Linked DNA regions of Homo sapiens: region 1 is linked to region 2. Evidence: chromatin contacts called from ENCODE Hi-C or POLR2A ChIA-PET data. All regions are on one chromosome and are shown on one strand. Each heading gives the region's core, a stretch centred on a gene start or an enhancer-like site at or near the end of the contact. The rest is flanking DNA. Distances are from core to core; before and after follow the strand shown. Region 1 holds the start of SLC29A1 (solute carrier family 29 member 1 (Augustine blood group)). Region 2 overlaps SCIRT (stem cell inhibitory RNA transcript).

Evidence for each region. Hi-C counts contacts between places; a loop is a spot of excess contacts on that map. ChIA-PET counts read pairs that join two places held with the same protein, here RNA polymerase II (POLR2A). Pooled maps may share reads with other maps.
Region 1: a loop to region 2 is called in a pooled map, with 2.4 times the contacts of the local background. The contact joins the promoter of SLC29A1 here to the enhancer-like site in region 2. A Hi-C loop is called at or near these places in 1 of 50 pooled maps. POLR2A ChIA-PET finds 5 or more read pairs at or near these places in 3 of 52 experiments (HepG2, IMR-90 and K562).

Annotation. Positions count from the first base shown.
Region 1 is chr6:44,217,855-44,224,844 of GRCh38, reverse strand. SLC29A1 (solute carrier family 29 member 1 (Augustine blood group)) reads right to left here and starts at 1,250. Exons shown (of 13, transcript NM_001372327.1): 1 at 1,204-1,250. It overlaps MYMX (myomixer, myoblast fusion factor), which reads right to left. Exons shown (of 2, transcript NM_001315494.2): 2 at 6,611-6,990. RefSeq lists enhancers at 171-320, 563-1,421, 6,662-6,990 and silencers at 1,011-1,410, 4,932-5,031, 5,262-5,491, 5,379-5,673.
Region 2 is chr6:44,054,523-44,061,427 of GRCh38, reverse strand. All of the region lies in intron 1 of SCIRT (stem cell inhibitory RNA transcript), which reads left to right. Among named protein-coding and RNA genes, the nearest start is that of SCIRT, 17 kb to the left of the region's middle. RefSeq lists a silencer at 2,315-2,384 and enhancers at 2,685-2,864, 6,349-6,849. Within about 2 kb of position 2,812, at least 32 of the 41 ENCODE cell types and tissues checked have a DNase peak (open chromatin) inside an H3K27ac peak, as active enhancers do; they include IMR-90, where a contact is called at or near this core.

The sequences.
Region 1 (6,990 bases), core at 1-2,500, 160 kb before region 2:
GATACCAGCTCAGAGCATCTGGTGTCCCTCCAACTATGCCTTGGCCTGCTGAGGTGGGCCCCTGAAAGTAGCCACCAAATTGAGTACCTCCCTGCCTCCAGACTCCCAACACCTCTCCTGCAATTCTCCACTCCCAGGATTTCATATGGGGCTAGCCACTACCTGCAGATCTCTTGTCTTTTCTTCACAACCACCCATAAGCTAGTACTAGCACTGAATAGATGGGGCCAGCTGAGGTTCAGAGGGGTTGAGTCACTTGCCTGAAGTCACAGAGCTGGTGAGTGGAGGAGCTAGAATCCATATTAAATGTTCAAGCTCCTTTTGGAATGGAGAGAGGTATAAAAGCTGCTTCTCAGTTAGCCCTGTAGACTGGGAGGTGGGGGGAACTCTGATTCAACTAAAGGGAAAAATGAGGTGGAGACCAAGATCATTCCCAGCCTGACTTGAGTGTCAGGCAGCTCAGCCCCGCCCCATCACACACATCCTGGCATGGGGAGCTTACACAAGCAGGAGGAAAGTTGGAGGGTCTGGAGGCCACCGAGAGGAGTAGGCAAAGGGACTACCACAGGGCTGCAGAGAGACCCCTAGAGGTGTGAGGGCAGGGTTGGAGCCAGCCTTGACCTACGACTGCTCTCTCCTGGTAAGCAAAGCCGAGGACTGTTTGTCTTCACCCTCTCATATACCCTCACAGTAAATCAGTAAATGAAGACGTGCGCAGGAAGGAGACGCCAGGGATACGAGTTTAGCCAGTAAAAGACCGGGGTTAAAGAGACAGCCCCGCACCTCCGCTCGCGAGCCTGCACCTCCGCTCGCGAGCCTCCATCCCCATCCCCATCCCCATACCCCTCCGCCAGCGCAGTCAGCGGCACGGCCCCTCCCTGATACCGACCAGATCGATGGGGATCACCCGTCCACTCGCCTGCCCCTTGCGGAGGTCAACGTGACCGCAGCCTGTTTTAGGCCCGGGAGCCAGGCCGCCCCGCCCAGCTTGGGTCCCGGTCCCCGCAGGGTCCTCAGGCTCCCTGGCCCGTGCGCGCCACGTGCTGCGCGGCTCCGCACGCTCCGCACTGGGGCCCCACCCGGCGTCCCTTCTCCGGGCTGCGGAGCCGTCAGGCCCGCCCTCCCTGCCCTCCGTGGCAGGCGGGCAGCGGCGTCTTCCGCCCCGGCAGTCCCCAGTCCCCAGTCCCCGGCCCCGGGCAGCACCTGCCGCAGAAGCACTGCTCCCGCGCTGAGATCCGCGCGCTCTCGCTGCAGCTTCCCTCTCCCGCCGGGGCACATTCAAACCCGCCCTCCGCTGAGCTCGCCCCGCCCTGCGCCCACTGCCACCTCCCCGACGCCCGCGGCCCCGCCCCCGGCCCACCCCTGCCACCCCGCGGCGACTCCGCGCGCTCCGCCGCTCCCACCCCGAGCCCCTGCGCCCCCAGGGCCGCCTGGTCGTGTTATTGCGGTAGATAGGACCTCTTTGGGCCCTGCCACACCAAGGCTGTCTGTCCATCGTGTGGGGTACATGGGGCTGGAGGGTACAGCCACACATTAAGGACCTGCGCAGACTCCCATAAAATTCATCTCGGGACTGTTCCATTTACACACCCGCTGCTCAGACCGGCCCCGACGCTCCACGGCCCACTCCACCTCAGATATTCCGTTATCCCTTCCCAAGCCCTGCCCACGCCGCGCTTCCTCCACACTGCACCTTTTTCCTCCCAGCGCCCTCCCTTTCAGCGCCCCCTTCTTTCTTTCAGTCCCCCTCCTCTTCTTTTCCTTCAAAACTGCTTCTGTCCCCACCGCGCATTTTCTGTGACCAGCATGATGGGTTTTCCCATCCCTGACACATCCAGTCCCAGCCACAGACGCGCAAACACCACCCCACTCACAACTTTGACTTGGAGGGGGTATGTGCCTCTGCCTGTGCTTGCGTGTGCGCGCGGAGGGGGGTGGGGCAAAGCCCTCCAGCTCCCTCATAATTCACCCTTTCTAAATCCAGCACTTTGGAAAACTGAGGCACAGGTGGGAATGGGAAGAGAAAAAGCTAGGAACAGCCTTATATCCTCAGTGAATCCTATTGTCCCAGCCATCCTGACAGGCGGAAGCCTTGCTGAGTATGTCTTTCACTAGCTAAGGAGGAAGGTGTGGGCGTGCTGAGGGGTGGTCCAGCAAGTCCCTCCAAGGGAGGGGGAGGGAGGCCCTCTCTTTGGTCGGGCAATAAATGGGGTGGGGTGGGGGGCACTCCCTGCCCTTCCAGCAGTACTCAGTGCTAGAGGATGATCCTAAGGCTGGAAAGGTCCTGAGGAGAAAATCCAACCCACGCTGCCCACCCCATGCCCACTGACCCGAAGGGCTTGTCCCCTAGAGAAGCCACAGACACTGATTAACAACTGGCAGTACCTCACATCATAGGGATAAGGTAGTCCTACCCTGTCCCCAGAGAAACAGACAGGGCCCTAAGGAGAGAGGTGGCTTTTCTAATTAGGGTCAGTGGCTCTCCCCAAGCTACTCCAGAATGGGTGTCCCCAGCCTTCTGTTTCCATGCCCCACAGAGATGACACACATATTCCTTCCCAACCCTCCCCCACCCCACCCCCATCCCCCACATCCCCGCCAGCCCTAACCAGAGGGCAGGAAGATGGGTTTAGGTGGTATTTTTCCAGGCACAGCCCCATGACTTGAGAGTGGCTTCATGTCTGTCCACAACCCCCTAATTCCTGCCCTCATGTTTGTCCAGTCTCTCTCTCTTCCTCTCCTAGCCCTCCTCTGCCCTCTGCCTTGGCCCCCTTCCTCGCTCCCCACCCTCCTTTCCTGGTCTCTGGGTCTGTGGGGGTGGCAGGGCTAGTGGTCAGAAGATCTGCCAGGCATGGCAAGGCTGGTGGCCAGTGGCTGCAGTTGTGTACAGAGGGGGCTGGAGGTGGAAGAAAACTGGAGGGAAGTGGTGAGGGTCTCAGGCCAGACTGGGAAAGGCTGGTTCCTCTCCCCACCCAAACTGGGGCCCTGCCAGCTCGGTGGATGGCAACAGCCAGGGCTGTTATTGTTGGAGAGAAGTCCGTCTGGCATCCATCCTGCTGGGCCCCTAGCCAACACCCACACCCCTCTGTAGCCACCTCCCAAGCAGAGGTTGCTGGGTGCCAGGGCCCCCTGCTGGACAGCCTGGGAGCCCCAACTTACACAGGCCTTGCCTGGAGTTTTTCTAGCCAGGCCTTGCCAGCTCTCTTCAGTCTCTGCCTGGTCTTCTGGCTTCTCTCCCTCCCTGAGCTCCCTCAGGTCCCTGTCGAAGGGGTGGGGTGGGAAGGGTTGGTCCTGCTGCACCTCTACTCTACACCTTATTCACCACCCTATATGGGACCGTGGCTTGGCCCAGACTCCCTCCCCAACTTGGCAGGCCCCATGCATGCCTCACCACCTCACACACAGTCCTCTCTCTCCCCAGGCATGTGTCCTCTCAGCTGTCACCAACAAGTCATGTGTGTTTGCTGGAAGTGTGTTTGCTTGGCCTGGGGGTTGGTAACCAGCACATGTCTCATGACTGTCTGTGTTCTCAGTTGTGTTTGTGACTGTATCTCCATGGCCTTGTGACAGGGCTGGGACTAGGGAGAGGCCAGTGAGGCACTTGCCAGGGGTGTAAAATGTAAGGGGGAGCCAAAAAACTCATGAATCAAGATAAATTTTAGGCCAGGAGTGGTGGCTCATGCCTGAAATCTCAGCACTTTTGGAGGCCGAGGTGGGAGGATCACTTGAGCCCAGGAATTCAAGACTAGCCTGGGCAACACAGTGAGACCCCATCTCTACAAAAAAAATTAAAATAAATTAGCCAGGCATGGTGGCTCGAGCCTGTGGTTCCAGGTACTCCAGAGGCTGAGGCCGGAGGTTCACTAGAGCCCGGGAGGACAAGGCTTCAGTGAGCCATCATCCTGCCATTGCACTCCAGCCTGGGCAACAGAGCAAGACCTTGTCTGAAAACACAAACAAACAAACAAAGATACATTTTAATGTAATCAAAATAAGTTTGTTTTTTTTTTTCTTTTCTTTAAGATGGAGTCTCACTCTGTCACCCAGGCTGGAGTGCAGTGGCGTGATCTTGGCTCACTGCAACCTCCACCTCCTGGGTTCAAGCGAGTCTCCTGCCTTAGCCTCCTGAGTAGCTGGGATTACGGGCACGTGCCACCACGCCCAGCTAATTTTTGTATTTTTTTTTTTTTTTTTAGTAGAGACGGGGTTTCACCACGTTGGTCAGGCTGGTCTCGAACTCCTGACCTTGTGATCCGCCCGCCTTGGCCTCCCAAAGCACTGGGATGACAGGCGTGAGCCACCACACCCAGCCCTTACCAAAATAAGTTTTAATGCAATGTCTACAAATCAAGACTCCATGATGCCAAGTGCAGTGGCTCACATCTGTCATCCCAGCACTTTGGGAGGCCAAGGTAGAAGAATCACTTGAGCTTAGGAGTTCAAGACCAGCCTGGTCAACACAGGGAGACTCTGTCTCTTAAAAAAAAAAAAAAAAAAAAATTAGCTGAGCATGTTGACGCATGCCTGTGGTCCTGGCATTTTGGGAGGCTGAGGTGGGAGGATGGCTTGAGTCCATGAGGTCGAGGCTGCAGTAGGCTGTGATCGCACCACTGCCCTCCAGCCTGAACAACAGAGCGAGACTCGGTTTTTGTTTTTTTTTAAAGACTCCATGATGAATAAAACATCAAGATTTTTTAAGTAAAGACAGGTGTGTTCACAGTGTGGGTACTGGCTCGGGGTTCGAGAAGACTAAATTCTTTGTTCAGTTAGGTCTGGGCTGGTCTTCTAGGCTAATTTTCCAGACCTCTTCCCCCTACCCTATGTTCCTGGGACATCTGTAAGTGGCTGGGGAGTTTGGGGAGGCAGTCATCTAATAATGGCCTTCGAAGGCCCAGAAAAGTGGCCCCGCATCCAGAAACCAAAGATTCTGACTCCCCTGAGACACTGTAGCCCAGCGGGTCCCCCTACTGGCCCCCTGTCCCGCCCGGCAGCGTGAGAACGGCGCAGACCTCGCCCCCACCCCACCCCGCCCCGCCAGGCCCCCCGGCCCCGCCCCGCGCACCTGCTGAGACTTTGGAGTGAGCATCCGGACTTGGTGGGGGACGGAAATTCCCAGGCCTGCGGGCCCCTAGTTCTCTCCCTCCTCATCTCGGGGCTGGGGCCATAGCCACAGCTGGAGAGCGCAGCCCGCGCCGGGCCTGACCGGTGTGGGCCGCCGGGCGGAAGAGAGGCTGCAACAGGCGACCCCAGCGCCCGCCCAGAGCTCCGCAGCCAGCTGCGTCCAGTCCTCGCGGCTCAGGGGCGGGGAGACCAGAGCCGACTCAGTGGGAGGGGCCCTTCGGGCCTGGGACTGGCGGCCGGCGCCTTTGGGCACCCGAGGCTCCGGAAAGGGACGGGGTTAGGGGCCCAAGGGCTCGGACCCCCTTCTCTCTGCCCCTCCCCCTGGGTCGCCTCCCTGAGACCTGGGAGCACGTGCACTGGCTTTGAAGACTCCCGAAGGAAACCGATGGGGTAGTGAGCAGGGACGGCGTGTGGCAGGCAGAAAGCCCCGCAGGGCTGGGGGTGGGGCGGATAGCTTGGGGCTCACTTCTTTCCCAACCAAGCCTTCTGACGGGTGTGGGGAGGGGACTGGAATCCCAATTGGATCCTGTACTCCTCACTGTCCTCGTCTGAACCTAGATAGAGCCCAAGAGTCACCCAGAGAGAGAGGATTATTGCCTGGGAACAATAAGCAAATTATCCGGAGGCTGGGATGCAAATGTGTCTAACTCTTTTTTTTTTTTTTTTTAAGACGGAGTTTCGCTCTTGTTGTCCAGGCTGGAGAGCAATGGCGCGATCTCGGCTCACTGCAACCTCCGCCTCCCGGATTCAAGCGATTCTCCTGCCTCAGCCTCCGTAGGAGCTGGGATTACAGGCATACGCCACCACGCCCGGCTAATTTTGTATTTTTAGTAGAGACGGGGTTTCTCCATGTTGGTCAGGCTGGTCTCCCGACCTCAGGTGATCCTCCTGCCTCTGCCTCCCAAAGTGCTGAGATTACAGGCGTGAGCCACCGCGCCCTGCCCAGACTGCACTTTCTAACTGTGTTTCCTTAAGCATGTTGACTCTTCTGAGGCTCTTATTTGACCCCTGAGGGGCCTCCCACTAGGGAGGAGGAAATGATGAAGTCAGTTCTTAAGGCAACTCACCCAACCCTAGTCTCTTCTAGGGTGGGATGACCCTCAAGGGGATGCATTTCTGCACTGCCTCCCTGGGTGGCCTCCCACCCAGTCTCTTAGCAAACGTATCACCCCTCTTCCCACCACCACTAGCTGAGAAGTCCTCAAACTCGCTGGAGGATATTTTCCTCCCTACTGTGAGCTAGCCAGGCAAACTTCCTCCTAGATGGACTCAAGCCATTTCTGGGTCACAGTGTGACATACTGACCGAAACTTAGCAGGGGGAAACAACTTCCAGGCTGTGAGGACTGAAACCACGATGGAATAGGTAGCAAAATAAACCCTTGTACAATTGTCCATCTCTCCTCTCCCCCACCCCCACCAACTGCCAGGCCAGGTTAAACTGTTTTGCAGAGCAGCAGTCTGGGTGATTAGACTTTCAAAGCCATGGAAAGAATTCAAATCAAATATTTATTGAGCACTTGCTGAGTGCTGGGCTTTGCAGGCAGGTCTGCCTCCATAAGCAACTCAGATATTATTTTAAGGTAGGTCCTGAGTCTGGAAGACAGTCTGGATTCAAATCTTGCCTCTCTGCTAAATTGTCACTTGTCCCTCAGTTAAGCACTGGGAACCTTGATGTTCCCATTTGCAGGGAGGGCAGGGGTGGGTGGGTGTTAGTTCCCCTCCCGCCTGAGGCCAGAGGTGATTAGGAGTGGTCTTTGGGAGGAACTGCTGGAGGACAGAGGGGCAATAATCAGTTTTGTGCTAGATGCAAGGCATTCTTCCAGAAAGACATTTCTGTTGGGAGTGGAGAGGCATGTCTGTGGCAGAT
Region 2 (6,905 bases), core at 1,563-4,062:
CCTGCTCATTGTTAACAGTGGTCACACTCGTAATTTTTTGAGGGTACAAATCTGCCAACACACTCATCATTTAACCCCCAACTTTCTCTGGGGAACTTCAGGAAAAGCATCCCTGGGCATTAACTCATCTAACTGCTTATCATGGCGTTGATGTCACCCCTGAGCCTGCTCTTGCCCAGGCAGAACAAGCCCGATTTTTTCCCCCTTTCCGTCGGGCCTGTGTTTGCCCTCTCCATGGCATCTGCGGCCCTGTCTGGCCTCTTGCCAGCTTCTTGTGACCAAATGTGGACCTGGCCTGGCCAAGGAGGAGAGCTTGGGGGTCAGGGCCTGACCTGACAGCTGTCCCTCCAGGGGTCCCAGGCAGTGGTACCAAAATTTAAGCCTTGGCTGCCCCCACCCTGCCAGGTCTCCCTACTACCCCCATTCCATCTTATGCCGTCAGGATCCTGATGTGTGTTTATGGTGTGGTGCTCCCAAGGCATTACCTGGTCCTTTAGGTCCCCAAAGCGCTGGAGATATTATTCTGGAGTGAGGAGTCCAGGTTTCTTTCCCTAACTCATGCCACAGACCAATCAAGTGGCAGCTTCTTGTTCCTCACACCCCAGGGCAGGATTTCAACAGCAGCAATAATAGCACTGACTGCTTACTGAGCACTTGCCTTGTGCCAGACACTGTGATGAGCACATTACAGTAGCCCTTTCGCTGAATACTCACAACAGCCAGGTGAGGTGGGGTCCACGGGTATCCTTACTTTATAGGAATCCCAGGCACAGAGAAGGGTTTTGTCTGGGCTGACAACGGATTTAATGCTACACTGATTCTCTGTTTAGTTTTGGTTTGGTTTTTGAATCACTTCACGCTGGCCCTGAGTGAGGCGATAAGGCCCATTCCCAAAGCACAGGTGGGAAAACTGAGAGTCCGACTTGGGCAGTGAGTCAGGTAGGCCATCCTGTTCTGCTATCCCCACACCCCTAGCCTGGCTCTCTGTCATCTGAAGTGTTTTCCCAGGGTATTTCCTCCTTCTAGGTATTTCTCCTCATCTCATGCATTTACCTGGGCTCTTCCCTCCTTTCCATCCATCTATCTATCCATCCATCCATCCATCCATCCATCCATCCATCCATCCATCCATCCTCCTGGAGCCAAGTCCTCCCAACAGGGTTCCTCCTGACCTCACAGGGCAAGTAGGAGGAAGTGCTCCTGGATGGGGACATCACACCCCTGGTAACTCTTCTCTTCTAGACACCTCATCCATCCTACTCTGCCCAGCCACACATGAGTCGAGATTATTTCACCAGAGGAGAAGCTTGTATCAGTTAAATTTTGGTTTACACAAGATAAATAGTGAATTTTTTGCTCATGTAAAATATTTCTGGGATGTGGTCAGAGACTCCTTCTATCTTTCTGACCTGCTAGGTGTGGTTTCCATTTCCAGGGTCACCTCATTGCCCAAGATGGCTGCTGGAGCCCCAGCCAGCAGGAAGGAAGAAGAAAGCCTGAAGAAGGACATGCCCCTTCCCTTCAAGGAAGCTTCCTAGAAGTCACACTTATATTCCATTGGCCAGAACTCAGTCATCTAGCCATACCTAGCTGCAAGGGAAGCTAGGTAGTCTAGTCTTTATTCCATGGGGGTCTGGCTAAAAGTTGGGAAATAAACGAGGAATGGATATTAGGAGACAGGATCTGCCACAAAGCCTCTTTGTTCCTTTTAGATTGCAACTGCCAGAGGGTAAGTGGGGCCTTCCCAACGCCCTGCCTCAAGCAATCCTGGTTCTCTCCCTTCTCTGAGGTCTCAGTTCTTCCCTGATACTCAGTAGTTACTGCCTGGAGCTGCTAAAGGCAGCAGCACAATGCCACATCCGGCTGCCGTTGGCTGTTGTCCACCGTCTGCAGATCCAGGCCAGTGCACTCACTTATCTCACAACAGCTCAACAGGCAGCTAGTCTTAGTCCCATTTTATAGTTGAGAAATTGAGGCCTAAAGAGGTTAAGTAACTTGCCCAAGAGCACGCAGCTGGGCTCTGAGCCCAGTTCCTGTGTGTTTCTTTCTTTCCTGTTGAGCCTTCCCTGTAGGGGTGGATGCCCTGGGCCTTCTCAGGGTCTGACAAGAGGAACTGGAATGGTCTGAGCCCTAGGAGGGGCCTGTCTGGGAGGAGAGGGCAGGCAGGGGCGTGACCTGGGTCCTCAGGTGTCTCCTCAGCACTTACTCAGTGCCATGGTCAGCGAACGCGTCTGAACAGAGTCTACTGACGGGCTTGGGGATTTCTGCTGGCGCCAGCAACTGGCCACTGCAGCCACATCCTCAGACGCCACTTTCCCCAGAATAAGTGTCCTAGACCCAGCAGTGAGGAAGGACAGGGATAGGGCAGCTTTTGTCACTTCCCTTTCTTTCCTCCAGCCCTCCCCAGGGAGGCGGGGGAGAGGGGGACTGTTTACTCTGCTTTCACCCGGGGGAGGCAGCAGCAGGGGACTCAGCACCTACCCCAGGTGGGCTGCTTGGAGGGGAAGGTGGGGAGAATGTGACCAGCGCTGAGGGGAAGAGGCCAGACGCTGGGCTTCTCTGGAAGACCAGGGCCATGTGGGCCATCCCCCTGCCTCCGGGCAGGACTGTCCGTGCTTGCTGCCGAACATGAGTGTGAGGTCATTGCTCTGGTCTCAGGGGTGGGGGGAGGTGCTCTGAGCGTAAGTACGGTCACCGCCTCTACTTGTGGTTAGTAATGTTACTGTAATATCTACTCCACGATCTCTGGCCAAGAGGAAAGGCTCAGGAGTTGTGAGTCACAGCTGGCTGTCGACAGTGGGGCAGGTCATGCGCAGCTTGAATGGGGGTGTGCTGGGGATGGCCCTGAGACCCAGACGTAACCTCTGTCCTCAGGAGTTCCTGCCAGAAACAGATGATGAACTGGAAGAACAGATGTGAGGCTGAAAGTCCCCAGTCCATGTCCTCCTCCACCAGGAAGTCTTCCTTGATGAACTGCCTTGGGATTGCTCTGGGATTGACCTTGAATTCCTAGCTGTGGCAAGATGGGCTTCTTTTTACTTTGCCATCCTGCCAAATCTGAGCACTGAGCACCTACAGGTTGTGTGCTAGGGGCAAGGGCATGAATAGGAATGTGGTGCTTTCATTCAAATCATTCATTCAGTCATCAAATATGCCAGGTGCTCAAGATACACGGGTGAAGCCATGGACTCAGCTACTCTTATAGAGCCTGGAAAAGGAGAGTCTTAAAGCAAGTAGTCACACCAAAAAGAATTACAAACTGTAATGTGTGCCAAGAGGGAAAATTACATGGGGCTCTGGGAGAATATCCTAGGGACTTAGTTTAGATGGGGGTGTGGCCTGATATTTAAGCTCAGTTCCTGTCTTGCTCTAACAAAGTCCCAGCCTAGCTGGGGACACACACGCACGCGCGCGCACACACACACGCAGAAATGTCTGGGAAAAGATGATGTTTAACTGACAGTTCACTGTATCTTCTTGGTCCGTCCTAATGTTCCTGAACTGGAAGCTCCCTGCATGCCTGGATCATGTCATGTTTGCATGATCAAGGTCCTGCCACCAGGCCTCTGGTACAGGTGGTGCCTAGGAAATATGAGTTCTTTGCATGCCATTAGGAATTATCTGTCCACCACCAAATTAACTGCTCTAAGAGTGCCAGGGTGGAGGATTGGAGCTGTGTGGTCATCCAGGAAGGCTCTGAGGATGAGGAGGGCAGTGATTTGAGTCTGGAAGGACTGAGATCAGGATGAAAGGGATGACAGAAGAGTGTTAGCCCTGTTTGGAGACAATGAGGAGACTGGGAGGTTGATGTTCTGGAAGGGAGTGGCTACGTCTCTGCCCTCAGACTGGCAGATCCCAGACAGCAGGAAGTGTCTCCTCCTTCAGACTGTGAGCTCCCTCAACTCTATGGGACCTGGCTTCTTGTAGACTGAGGCATTATTTGGGTGTGGGTGGACGTGGGAGTTGATAGTGGGTCTTCTATCCCCCCCCAACAGCCCTTGGGCCTCTGGGGAGAAGTCTGTGGACTGGCCCAGAGCCAAGGGACTCCTCTCTCCCTCTCCTCCCTAACATCTCCAGGAAGCAGGGTCCAGAGCCTCAGAGCTTCCGGTCACCTGAATGTGATTAGTGGGAGGCCTCTCCCTCTGGGATCGAGCCCTTGGTTGTGGCCTGAGGTCCCCAGCATGGCCCAGCCTGGAATTCATCTCCCAGCCCCAGTGCCCTTCTCCCTTTTCCCTTCCTCAGCCCAGCTCTGGTTGGGCCCAGGCAAGGCAGGAACTAGGGATGGTCCGGGGGGCTTCCTGGGGCTGTGCCACTCCTGATAGGCAGTGATTCCCCTGGAAGCCCCTCCCTTGCCGCCTGTGAAGGCTCTGCAGGGAGACAGCTCACCAACACGGTGGCATGCTGCCCACCAATGGGGGCCGTGCCAAGTGTGATGTGATGTATGCTGATCCCTCTCCACTCCTCACTGAGGACCAAGCGTCTGCTGCCCCCGCAGCACAGAGTGCCTGGGGCGGCTGTCCAATCACATCCATGGGGGTTTGGGGGAGATGTAGGAGTGGACAGAGGGTCTTCCTCGTGCTGCAGGCAGCAGGGCCAGTCTGAAAGAACCTCCCCCACCCCCAGAACTGGTCTTCCGCCCCCAGTTGATGGAGCCCCTGGGTACTGTCCAGGGTATCAGTCCCTCCGCATTTCACTTGTATCCCTCAATGGACAGAGGAGGTAGGCCCCATTGACCCTCTTGCTCCTCTCACCCACCGTGCTTTGGAAAACATATTGGAGATGTTTCCTTGCCCTCCTTTGTCCCACTCTGCCTGTTGGGGCCCAAGCACCAGGAGAGAGCGAGGGATCCTGGGGATGAAGGGGGCACAGAAGTGGTGTTGCATCCATCCCCTTGGAGGTAAGCGTGCAGATTGACTGGGCTCCATCTCCTTTCTCCTTCTTCAGGGTCCAGTTGTCTGCAATAGGGGCTGTGTTAGGTTAAAGGAGGTCCAAGGCCAGAGGCAGCTATTTTATTCAGGGGTAGACTCTTGGATCCCACCCAGAGACTCTGCTTCTCTAGCTCTAGGGAGGGTCTTAGGATGCTGCATTAAGAAAAAGCCCCCCCAGTGTTTGTGACATTAACGGCCAAGGAGCACACCCTGCTCCTGAGGAAAGATCACAGATTCTGAGGGATGGGAGTCTTGAATTCCAACCCGAGCTTCTCTGTTTGCTCTCTGGGTGACTTTGGACACTCATCTCTAGGCCTCAGCTTTCTTATCTGTGTAATGGGAGAGCGATACCTACCTTGAAGACTAAATGGGGCAAGTGCAGATAAAACATCAGCATCAGGCCTGGCACACAGCAGGTGCCCAATAATTACTGTCCTCAGAATGCAGCTGTCTCAGCCGGGCACAGTGGCTCACACCTGTAATCCCAGCACTTTGGGAGGCCGAGGCGGGCAGATCACAAGGTCAGGAGATCGAGGCCATCATGGCCAACACAGTGAAACCCCATCTCTACTGAAAAATACAAAAAATTAACTGGGTGTGGTGGCACACTTCTGTAGTCCCAGCTACTCAGGAGGCTGGGGCAGGAGAATTGCTTGAACCCGGGAGGCAGAGGTTGCAGTGAGCCAAGATCGCATCCCTGCACTCCAACTTGGGCGACAGAGCGAGACTCCGTCTCAAAAAAATAAATAAATAAAAATAAAAATAAAAAATAAAAGAATGCATCTGGCGCATTCACTTTCTGGGCAGGGTTGGGTTGGACCCCTTGTCCCTCCCATCACTTGGGGATGCTGGCGGGGTGAGGGAGGTGATTCAGAGGTTGGGAAGGATGGTTATGCAAGGAGACACTTCCAAGAGACTCTGCTGTTGCTGGTGACAGGGAGGAGTGAGTATCCCCCACATTTCACCGACACAGAGACCCTTGCCTTAAGAATAATAACCTAAATGGAACACATAGCACTATGTGCCAGGTGCTGCTCTGAGTTCATTAACGACTGCAATTATCTAGGGGGATTGTTATCCCATTTCACAGGTAGGGAAACTGAGGCACAGAGGGATTGAGGCAGTAGCCTAGCATCACATAGCTAGTGATTGGCAAAACCAGGGCTTGAACCCAGATAGCCTGGCTCTTAACCACTGCCTCTCTCTAGCATGGGGCCCCCTGGAGAGAGGGATGGCTGTGCCTTCCCTTCATGTCCCTCTGTGGGGTTCTGGGGCTGGGCTATCTGAGTCAGGCTCTGGTACTCTGGCGGGAAGAGGCAGGCCCCAGATTTGCCTCTAGGGCATTCTCTGACTCCAGCAGCTCCTGCCCACCCTTCCCTGGGCTTCTTTGCCTCCTCCGCAGTTGCTGCCTTCACCCGGCCCCACACTGCCACCCCAGTCAATGTTCACTTTCTCCAGCTGTGAGCATCTGGACCCCCCAGGAGTTGTCACTGGGCTCTGCCTTGGGCTCAGGGAGAGGCTGGACTCCAGCCTGATCCCATTGCCCAAGACCAGTGGCCTTGTCCACTACTCCCTCAGTCCTTGGGGAGCATCAGGGCACCTGCCCCCTCGAGCCACTGTTTATGACCTGGTATATCACTCATTGTCCCCACCCTCAGCCTTAATGAGGACCAGAGCCCGCTAAGACATCCCAATTAACCACACCATCTGTTTTCCTTTAGCAGAAACAGTGTGGTGGGTGAGCAAGAACCCAGAGTAGGGATGTCGTGGGGTGGGCTCAGGGCTTGTTTTCTTCCCTGAAAAATGGCTTACCACCCACTCTGACCTCTGCAGTGCCCAGGAGATGGCTGCCTTCCCTCAAAGGGGAGCCTGAGAGCCCCTCAAAGGGCACAATTTTCTGTCCCACCCAGCAGCTAGCTTCTGCAGCAGGCCAGATTTGGGTTCAGTGGTGACTCAGATGGGATGCAGGGTGCCCCA